Linked DNA regions of Homo sapiens: region 1 is linked to region 2. A link is a contact called in ENCODE Hi-C or POLR2A ChIA-PET data. All regions are on one chromosome and are shown on one strand. The core of a region is the stretch at or near the end of the contact, and the rest is flanking DNA. Distances in the headings are between cores, read along the strand shown. Region 1 holds the start of CD300H (CD300H molecule (gene/pseudogene)). Region 2 has its middle 19 kb from the start of CD300LB.

What was found. Hi-C counts contacts between places; a loop is a spot of excess contacts on that map. ChIA-PET counts read pairs that join two places held with the same protein, here RNA polymerase II (POLR2A). Pooled maps may share reads with other maps.
Region 1: a map of CD14-positive monocyte shows a loop between it and region 2 (7-fold over the local background). The contact joins the promoter of CD300H here to the enhancer-like site in region 2. A Hi-C loop is called at or near these places in 3 of 168 maps with a recorded cell type or tissue (CD14-positive monocyte, GM12878 and chondrocyte) and 2 of 50 pooled maps. POLR2A ChIA-PET finds 5 or more read pairs at or near these places in 2 of 52 experiments (HCT116 and activated CD4-positive, alpha-beta T cell).

Annotation. Positions count from the first base shown.
Region 1 is chr17:74,566,069-74,571,305 of GRCh38, reverse strand. It overlaps CD300H (CD300H molecule (gene/pseudogene)), which reads left to right and starts at 3,797. Exons shown (of 4, transcript NM_001405511.1): 1 at 3,797-3,957. RefSeq lists enhancers at 990-1,719, 1,720-2,450.
Region 2 is chr17:74,510,098-74,515,629 of GRCh38, reverse strand. No RefSeq gene overlaps it. Among named protein-coding and RNA genes, the nearest start is that of CD300LB, 19 kb to the left of the region's middle. RefSeq lists an enhancer at 2,914-3,163. Within about 2 kb of position 3,534, at least 6 of the 41 ENCODE cell types and tissues checked have a DNase peak (open chromatin) inside an H3K27ac peak, as active enhancers do; they include CD14-positive monocyte, where a contact is called at or near this core.

The DNA of each region.
Region 1 (5,237 bases), core at 2,548-5,047, 55 kb before region 2:
GGCCAGAACCTTCCTCACTGTGCTACATGGCCCACATCATCAGAGTCAGGTAGAGACCCTCTCTGAGCCGGGCTCCCTATAGCACCCCAGCCCCCATGTTGGGAAGACCCTCCCCACACCCTGCTCCCTAGAGAGCCCTGTATTTGTAACAAGATCCCAAAGAGGCATCCATTGCCCAGAGCCGGTCAGGAGGCTGCCCTCTTGGTGACGTCTCCCTTGAGTGCCAGTGGGGAGGGAAGAAAGTGGGCAGTGGGGTCCACCATCCTTGGGCACTTGCCCATTCTCACCATGATGCACAAGATACTGAGAACTACTCCCCAAATGGATTGACGTCGGGTAGTAGAGGTGAGAGAAGAGAGGCCCAATGCCTTAATACATTCCTGATCCCCTCCCCTGGAAAATATGGAAGGATCGGAGCTCTCACCCTCCAATTCAGCTCACAAGGCTGGGGCCGAGCTCTGTCTGCGTCTCCGGGTGCCCAGATTGGTCCTGCCTTTGTGGAGGCTACAGCCTCACCTGGAAATGGATGCCATGCAACAGGACAATGACAGCACAGGGACATGAGATTAAATACAGAAATAAGCATTGCAGGTAACAGGAACCCCAGAGGGAGGGGTCTGGAAGGCCTGGAGCAGGCAGGGATGCCTTCCAGGAGAGGTGTGGTCTGAGCTCATCCTGGGAGAGTGAGAAGGGAGGATGACGGTTTTCGAGGAAGCAGAAAGACAAGCACAGCCCCGAAAGGCAGAGAGAAATGTGTGGGCTACTCACACTGTCCTACACATCACATGCCCCGAGTTTGCCCTAAGAACGCACCCCTCACTGATGAGATCTTAACTTTCTGGAAGCCCCAAGAGCTGTCCCTCAAGGGCAGCGATGGTGGGGGTCTCAGTGTGGTGCAGTGCCAGGCAGGGCCCCGGGCTCCCCGCCCTCCTGTGCCTCATGGCCAGTGTTCATTATTCTCAGTCCTCCCCTAGCTCTGCCCTCCTGGAGCGGACAGCATTTTCCAGGACAGGTTTCAGAGACAGAAGGACAAGGGCCTGCTGGGGAAGGGACAGCGGCTCCAGATGCTGGCCTTGACATGGAAAAAGCCTGGATGTCCCAGATGTGGGTCATCTCTTCAAGGAATTTGTCATCTCCTGGGGGACTCCAGGGCCCAGAGTACATCTGCTTCAAAGGTGGGTTCCCTGTGGCATTGCCATGTCCTTTGCATTTGGCAAACTGTCTGGTCCTAGCTAAAAAAATGAAACACACACAGGCTGTTTCTAAGCAGACCCTGCAGCCTCTCCCTGCCCCGACCTTGGATGAGCGAGAAGCACGGAGTCGGTGTGCTGCGGGGCACCCTTCCAGCCCGGTTAGGGAACCTCCAGTAGTGGGTTCTGTGGTTGTGGTCAGTGACTTGCCGCCTTGTCCTGTAAGAGGACTGTGCTTCTCCTTCCCACTGACTTCAGGCTTGACCCTATGACGATGAACGGTGAGCAGGAGCCGCATGTGCGCCTTCTGAGCAGAGGCTCAGAGAGCCACCCGGTGCCTTCCCTCTCCTCTAGCGGACTGGGCTCCGCAGCCTGGTGCCCAAGCAATGCTGACTCACCGCTTGCGTATAGACGAGCGAGAAACAAGCTTCTGTGGTTACAGCATGCTGGGATTAGGAGTTTTGCTATGGCAATGTGAGCCAGAAAGAGCTGACTAATACAACCCTGTGCACCCGGTGGTTTGTCCAGACAAGGATGGCGAGAATGTTTTCTGGAAAAGTCTGCAGCTGTGCGTCATCTCCTTCACAGACTCAGATCCCTTCTTCCCAAGAAAGGCACGTTGAGCAGCCCTTGACGCAGAGTCAGGGAGGGCCAGGCAAGCCTTTCCTTAGCGCCCAGAGCTAGGCACAGAGGGCGGGGCTCGCAACCGGCTCTGCAGGCTGCAAGGGGAGACATCTTTATCACTCCCAGCTCCTGCTTCCCCTCCACACACATGCACGCACCAACCCACACACCACACATATACACCACATGTACACACACACACACCCATACACCTCCCCACGCCCACACATGCACACACCACCCCACACACCACACACATACGCCACATGTAGACACACACCACCCACACCCCCCACACATGCACACACATACACACACCACACACATACACCACATGTACACACACACCACCCACACCCTCCACGCCCACACATGCACACACATACATACACTACACACATCACCCCACATACCACACACATACACCACACACCACCCCACATACCACACACGTACACCACACATGGACACGCACACACCACATACACTCCCACACATGCACACATATACACACTACACACACCACCCAACACACCACACACACGTACACACATACACACTACACACATCTCATCTCATACACACCACTCACATCACACACACCACACACACATTACACACACCCTACCCCACATACTGTACATATACACCACATGTACACACATCTCACACCACACACGTGCACACACATACACACTACACACACACCACCTGTGCACACACACCACACACACATGCAAACACACACACTACATGCACCCCACCCCACACATCACACACATACACCACATGTACACACATACACACACTACACACATCCCACCCACACCACACACACCACTCACACCACACACACGACCCCAAACACCACACACATACACACACACTACACACATCTCACACACACCACTCACACCACACATACACACACACTACACACACACCATCCCACACACCATGCACATACATCACATGTACCTACATACACACATACCACACATACTACACACACTACCCACACCACACACACTACACATATATCCCTCATACCACACCCATATACACACATGTGAACACACACAGAAATATGAGGACTCCACATGCAGCAAAAAATGAACAAGCAGGAAACACATTTACTGAAACACCAAGGAGGAGACATTTGATAACAGAATGCCAGGAATTTGGAGTCTCCTAGTTCCAGAAATCTAAGTCCCTGAGTGAGGCCTTCTGAAGCTGTGCTTGCATTTATAAATCCTCCACAGCCATTCTGTGTATATCAGGCACACTTCTGGCCAGGTTCCCCCGAGTTAGCTCTTGATATATTGAAACTCTTATATGTGGTCATCTTGGGCGACAGGAAGAGCCACACAGGTCAAAAGCAAGGCTTATAGATGGTCCACCAAGCTCTGCGTGGTGCCAGGTCTGTGGAAACAGTCAGGCACGTGGCCAAGACAGGGACCTCTGGGGTCTGCTGAGGTCAGAGCAAGAGTGAGGGGTTAAGAGGTCAGAGCCTCTGAGGTTGCACCCAGCCTATCTGTACCACCAAGGATCAGAGATAGACCAGCGGGCATCGTGGGTGTGCCCCTACCCTGTGCAGTCTCGCAGGCCCGGCTCTTAGAAGGGTCCCACGTTTCATGCTTGGCTGTCACCATCTTGAAATTCTTAATAATTTTGGAAACCTAGGTTTGATTTTACACTGGGCTCTGCAAATAGCCAGTCTCATCCATCCAGTGAAGGCTGAGCCATACCCTGGGGCGGCTCATGCTGGCCACAGAAAACTGGCCATTCACAGAGGGGAGGACCTGCCCAGAAAATCCAGATGGCAGCTGGCCCAGTCTCACTGGTCCTGGGCCATGCTGTGATTTGGAGAAGGGCAGGCCTGTCAGCTGTGGGTAATGGGAGGGACATTGTCTTTACTGGGAACAGAAAGAGGAACAGCAAATGCAAACATGTTTTATTAGGAAGAACTTCAGCAAGTTCTCAAAATTGTTTCACCTGACCACATAGTGCCCCATGGCCCCAGCTTCCTCCATACTCTCACCAGCTCTGAGAACCAAACCCAGAAGAGGCCAGAGAAGGAAACGAGAGATGTGAGAAGGAAAAAGAGCCTCAGACCCTGCTGCCACAAGGGACTTCCATGCTGGTGAGATGACCCAGAGGGCTGGGGCTGCCATGCTGCCTTCAGCTCTGCTCCTTCTCTGTGTCCCAGATGAGCAGGGCAGGTCCTGGGTGCAGGGAGGTCTGCTCTGGCGGGTCAGGGTGAGGCAGGCATGAGAAAAGGCTGGCGAGGGGCAAGAGGAAGAAATGATATCAAGAAAGAGGGAGTGAGGTGTGCATAGAAGCTTCTCAAATCTCCTTATCGGGATAGGGTGGGGATTAAACGGTAAACTGCTTCCCACACAGTAAGCCCTAAGTAGATTTGGCAACTTTAATCATTATTACCGTCATTATTAAGATCAGGAATGCCACCACGATCCATCAGAGAGAAGGGGGAATAGGGGACAGAAAACCAGTACTTACTAGGCTAATCACTGTAATACATATCTTGTTTCCCACTATCTCATTTAATTCTTATTGCAATCCTGATGAAAACAAGAGACCGAAGCTCGCTCTTAGAGGTGCAAATAATTTAGATTAAACAGTTTATAAAAGGCACAGTCAAGGTCCAAACCTAAATACTTTTATTTCCAAGATCATTGCTCCTTCTCTAATTCAATGTCAATGTCTGCTGCGCCTCCTTGTAAAGCTTCACTTACATATCTGGAGGCATATGCTGCATCCCCACGTGGGAACCCTGGGTGTCCCCACAGGTCTGGGCTGGCCCCAGGGCTGCTACTTAATGGGCCCCCAGAAGGGTGAGACAGCTGGGAACCTGTGGTCAGCCCTGGTCCGAGAGTTTCCGTAAATGATGGTGGAGGGAGAAAGTCAGTTTCTTTGCAAGGCTGGGTAGGCGGGAAGCTCCGTAAAAGATGGTGGGGGTGGAGGTGGAGGAGGCTGCCCATGTTGGCTCAGAGTCAGGGTCTGGACTGAATATCCAAGGAGAGGGAGGCTCTGTGGTGGGATTCAGTGTGTGCCCCACAATGTTTTTGCTCCTTGTGGAATTAGCCCCAAATCATTAAGAGAGAAGTTTAAGGACCTGAAAGAGCAGGCTAACAGCGCCCCCAGAGCCTGAGCTGAGAGCAGCAGCGATTTCAGGAGAGGACTGGGTGTGCCCACCCCTTCCTTGCTCCTAAGCCTGTGCCTGGCAGGCAGTTAGCTCCCTGGGAAAGCTCGTGGACCTCAACACTGTGGACATTTGGGGCTGCGTTATTCTGTGTGTTGGGGGCTGTCCTGTGCATTGTAAGATGTTTAGAAGCATCCCTGGCCTCTACCCACCAGATGCCAGCAGCAATTCCCCACCCTAAGTTGGGACAACCAAAAATA
Region 2 (5,532 bases), core at 2,285-4,784:
CCACTTTGGGTGGCCTCAAGAACACACCCACGGAGGGAGTGTTCTAACCTCAGGGCATCCTTGGGGGCATCAATCAAGGAGAGATGGGGCCACAGGCCTGAGAGCAGGAAGCTGCAGAATTCTCCAAGGCACTGCTCAGGGTCCCCAGTCCAGAGGTCTCCTGTGTGTGGATATAGAATCTAGTGTGACCCTTTGACAGAGACGCCTCGTTGAGCCTTTGTGTCAGAGACACCACTTTTCATCCATTAATGATCGGCCATTTATCATGATGCAAGAGGAGAAAGAGAAAACAGGGGGTTCCAGCAAGGCCAGAGCAGCCAGAGATGGTGAACGATGTCACCCAACATCTGGCTCCCAAGTTTATGGAGGAAGAAGGGGATGTTTTGTGTCTTCTGGGGTTTCCTTTGGTAATGTGTCCCTGTGGTGGCCCTTGGTGTGCTATGATGAGCCACCTGCAGCAGTCAGCACTAGGAAGCCCCAGTAGAGATTGTGTTACCAGCGTGGCAGAGAACTCACAGCCTCTCCCCTGCTTGGTGAACAGGTGCTCCCCCTGGAATCATATGACATCAATCACCCATCACATGATCACCCATGATGTGACATCACCCATCACATGATTGCCCATCACGTGATGTCGCCCATCACGTGATATTGCCCATCACATGACATCACCCATCATATGATCGCCCATCACGTGATGTCGCCCATCATGTGATATCACCCATCACGTGACATCACCCATCACATGATCACCCATCACATGACATCACCTATCACATGACCACCCCCGCATGACATCACCCATTACATGATATCACCCATCACATGACCACCCATCACATGACATCACCTGTCACATGATCACCATCACATCACCCATCACATGATTGCCCATCACATCACCCATCACATGACATCACCCATCACATGACCACCCATTACATGACAGCACCCATCACATGATCACCCATCACATGACATCCCTGTCACATGACATCACTCATCACATGATCACCTATCACATGACATCACCCATCACATGACATCACTCATCACATGATCACCCATCACATGACATCACCTGTCACATGACCACATGTCACATGGCATCACCCATCACATGACATCACCCATCACATGATCACCTGTCACATGATCACCTGTCACATGACATCACCCATGATATGACATCACCCATCACATGATCACTTGTCACATGATCACCCATCACATGACATCACCCATCACATGACATCACCCATCACATGATCGTCGATCACATGACATCACCTATCACATGACCACCCCCACATGACATCACCCATTACATATCACCCATCACATGACCACCCATCACATGACATCACCTGTCACATGATCACCCATCACATGACATCGCCCATCCCATCACCCATCACATGACATCACCCATCACATGACCACTCATCACAGGATCACCTTGTCACATGACCACCTGTCACATGGCATCACCCATCACATGACATAACCCATCACATGGCATCACCCATCACATGACATCACCCATCACATGACATCATGCATCACATGACATCACCCATCACATGACATCACACATCACATGACATCACCCATCACATGACATCACCCATCACATGACATCACCCATCACATGACATCAATGTCCCATAGATAAGCAGAACACTAAATTGATTCTGTAGAGTGAATATGGGATGGAAAAATCCAACTCTAATCATACCCTACTCACCAAGCAGGAAAGACATGCATAAGCTTCACCTGAAAGTCTTATTTTAGGGCATTGTTGTGTAATCCCAGCATTTTGGGAGGCTGAGGCAGGATGTTTGCTTGAGCCCAGGAATTTGAGACCAGCCTGTACTGGCAAGACCCCCCATCTCTATAAAACATTTAAAATAATAAATAAATAAATAAATAAATAAATAAATAAAAACAAAGGCTGTGATTCCAGGAGCAGAATATTTGGTAATGGAACATAAAGAAAGACAAAGGCCAGGCAGGCCATTCGAGGCATCAGTTCAAGTCCATGCCCATGAGCTGCCTCCTGCCTGCTCAGGCAACCTCCCAGGCAGCTGAAATCAGAAAAACAGATGAGGGTCACAAGCATTCAGCTTCCTGGAAAGGAGTGTCCCCAAAATAAATCACTTGAGTTATTGTAGGGTCTCAGTCTCTCTTCTTGTCTGGATGGTGGTCGGGTTCTAGATTTGCAGGAATGAGGACCAGACCCAGGTAAATTCACCAAAGTCGTATCCCAAGAGGAGATCTCCCAACCATGGCCTTTGCATCGTTTAACTCATCAACCTCAGAAGCACTGGGGGGATTGACCCAACCACATGAAACCAGGTTTCCATGGCCCATTTTAGAAGGTAGAATCATCCCCAGGGGCACAGGTAACATATGTCCATCTGCTGGGCCCCAAGCCCAGCACATTCTCCTTAACTCCCACCTCAATGTCACCACTTCATGTCCTCATTAAATCCCACAAGAGGGAGGTCAGAAAGAAGTTCTGAACTTTTTCTGACCTCCCTGCAGTGGGATGAATTTGAGACTCAACACAGGCAGTCGGGGGAGGGAAGAGGAACTTATATCATGAGTTGATAACAGCACTGCGTGACTTGTGCACTCGCCGCATTTTAAAGGCTGGCAGTACCCCATTTTCACAATGTCCATCTCATCTGTCCTCCCTGACAGCTCAGGGTGGTAGGCCAGGCTATTCTTGAGTCCACACTGGACAAGGCTGTAAATAGACTTGAGTCACCTTATTTGAGCTGAGTTCCTTTACCCGTGAAGTACCCTTTGAGTCATCCTTCGGGTACACCCCCTCACCAACCTAAACCTTAGTTTTTATAGCTGCAAGACGGATGGTGCATGACCTCTTCTTCCCCTTTCAGCCCCAACTTTCCATGACTCTGAGTCAGTTTCCATGACTCCCAGTTCAGGCCATTCTAGTCACCAACCAGGCTGGGCTGCCTCAGCCAGCACAAAATTTGAAGCTGGGGGGACTTGCTGCTTCAAAATATCTATAGAGAGTGGCTTTTTCTAAAGTCAACCTCTAAATCTCTGTCCCCAGGAGGAAGGATGTTCGCATTGACAAAGGGTGGAGGCAAGTATTGGGCCCAGTACTAGGGCCCCAGTGATAGGTCCACATTTGAGATAACAGGGAGGCCGGAAGCTCTGCCCTTAGCACACCTTCCTTGCCAGGTGGAAGCTCCCAATGTAGGCTTTGGAGGTCTGTTCCCTCAGGCACGTGGACTCAGGCTGTGCTTCATGCATTGGTCTGGAGCCTTGGAGCAGGCCTGGAAGAGGCTGTATCTCAGATTTGTGTTCTTCAGGATGTTTCTTACCCAGCATTTTGGACACTGAGCATCTGATTGTGAGGATGGAGTCCACACACTGAATGCGTGTGATTCTCTGGTGAGCAGTGTAACTTGAACTCCAGTGGAAGACTGCCAGGCCATGGAGGTGTTGGCAGCAGCCTGGGACTTCAGCTGAAATGTGACTCAGGCCACAGGGCCAGTCAGACAATTCAGGAAAACATGTCCTCAGCAAACAACCAAATAAGGCACCAGGGACCAATCCTGGAGAAACAGGGACCTTTCAGACAGAGAATTCAAAATAGCTGTTTTGAGGAAGCTCAGTGAAATCCAAGATAACTCAGAGAAGGAATTCAGAATCCTATCACATAAATTTAATGAAGAGATCAAAATAATAAAAAAGAATTAAGCAGAAATTCCAGAGCTGAAAAATGAAATAGACACACCAAAGAATGCATCAGAATCTCCTAACAGCAGAATTGACCAAGCCAAAGAAAGAATTACTGAGCTTGAAGACAGGTTATTTGAAAATACAGAGTCAGAGGAGACAAAAGAAAAAGAATGAGAAAGAATGAAACATGCCTATAAGATCTAGAAAATAGTCTCAAAAGGGCAAATCTAAGCGTTACTGGCCTTAAGAGAAGGTAGAGACAGATCAGGATAGAAAGTTTTATCAACGGGATAATTACAGAGAACTTCCCAAACCTAGATAAAGATATCAGTGTTCAAATACCAGAAGGTTCCAGAAACCAAGCAGATTTAACCCAAATAAGACTATCTCAAGACACTTAATAAAAAAACTCCCAAAAGTCAAGGATAAAAAAAAGGGTCCTAAAAACAGAAAGAGAAGAGAAATAAGTAACATAAAAGGGAGCTCCAAAACTTCTGGCAGTAGGCTTCTTGAGGGAAATCTTACAGGCTGGGAGAGAGTGGTATTTAAGTGTTGAAGGAAAAAACTTTTATCGTAGAATAGTATATCTAGTGAAAATACCCTTCAAACATGAAGGAGAAATACTTTCTCAGACAAACAAAAGTTGAGCAATTTTATCAACACTAGACCTGTCCTATAAGAAATGCTAAAGGGACTTGAGGTCAGGAGTTTGAGACCAACCTGGACAACATGGTGAAACCTGTCTCCACTAAAAATACAACAATTAGCAGGGCATGGTGGTGCATGACTGTAATCCCAGCTACTTGGGAGGCTGAGGCTCGAGAATCACTTGAACCCGGGAGGCAGAGTTTGCAGTGAGCTGAGATTGTGCCATGCACTCCAGCCTGGGTGACAGAGTGAGACTCTCCATCTTAAAACAAATAAATAAATAAAAATAAAAAAAGAAAGAAGTGCTAAAGGCTAAAGGGAGTTCTTCAATCTTAAAGAAAAGGATGTTAATGAGCAGTAAGAAATCATCTGAAGGTACAAATCTCACTATTAATAGTAAGTACACAGAAAAACAGATTCTAACCCCTGAAATTGTGTGTAAATCACTTATATCTTGAGTAGAAAGACTAAAAGAAGAACCTATAAAATATATAAAAAATAATAACTATGCTTTTTTTTTTTGAGATGGGGTCTTACTTTGTTGTCCAGGCCTGGAGTGTAGTGACATGACCTTGGCTCACTGCAACTTCTGCCTCCCTGGCTCAAGTGATCCTCCCACCTCAGCCTCCTGAGTAGCTGGGACTACAGGTGCACACCACTACACCCGGCTATTTTTTGTATTTTTAGGAGGGACAAGTTTTTGCCATGTTGCCCAGGCTGGTCTTGAACTCTTGGGCTCCAGTGATCTGCCCACCTTGGCTTCCAAAAGTGCTGAGATTACTGGTGTGAGCCACCGCACCCAGCCTAAAGCAACATTTAAGACATTGAGAGTATAATAAGGTATCAATAGAAACAACAAAAAATTAAAAAGTGGGGGGATGAAGTTCAAGTGTAGAGTTTTTTTCTATTAGCCTTATATTTGCTTGTTTGTTAGCTTGTTATTACAATCAGTGTTAAGTTGTCATCAGCTTAAAATAATGAGTTATAAGATATTATTTCCAAGCCTCATGGTAATATCAACTCAAAAACATACACATACAACAGATACACAAAAAATAAAAAGTAAGAAATTAATACATATCACCAGACAAAATCAGCTTCAGTAAAAAGAAGACAAGAAGAAAAGAAAGAAGGAAGGAAGAGAAGGCCAGAAAACAACCAGTA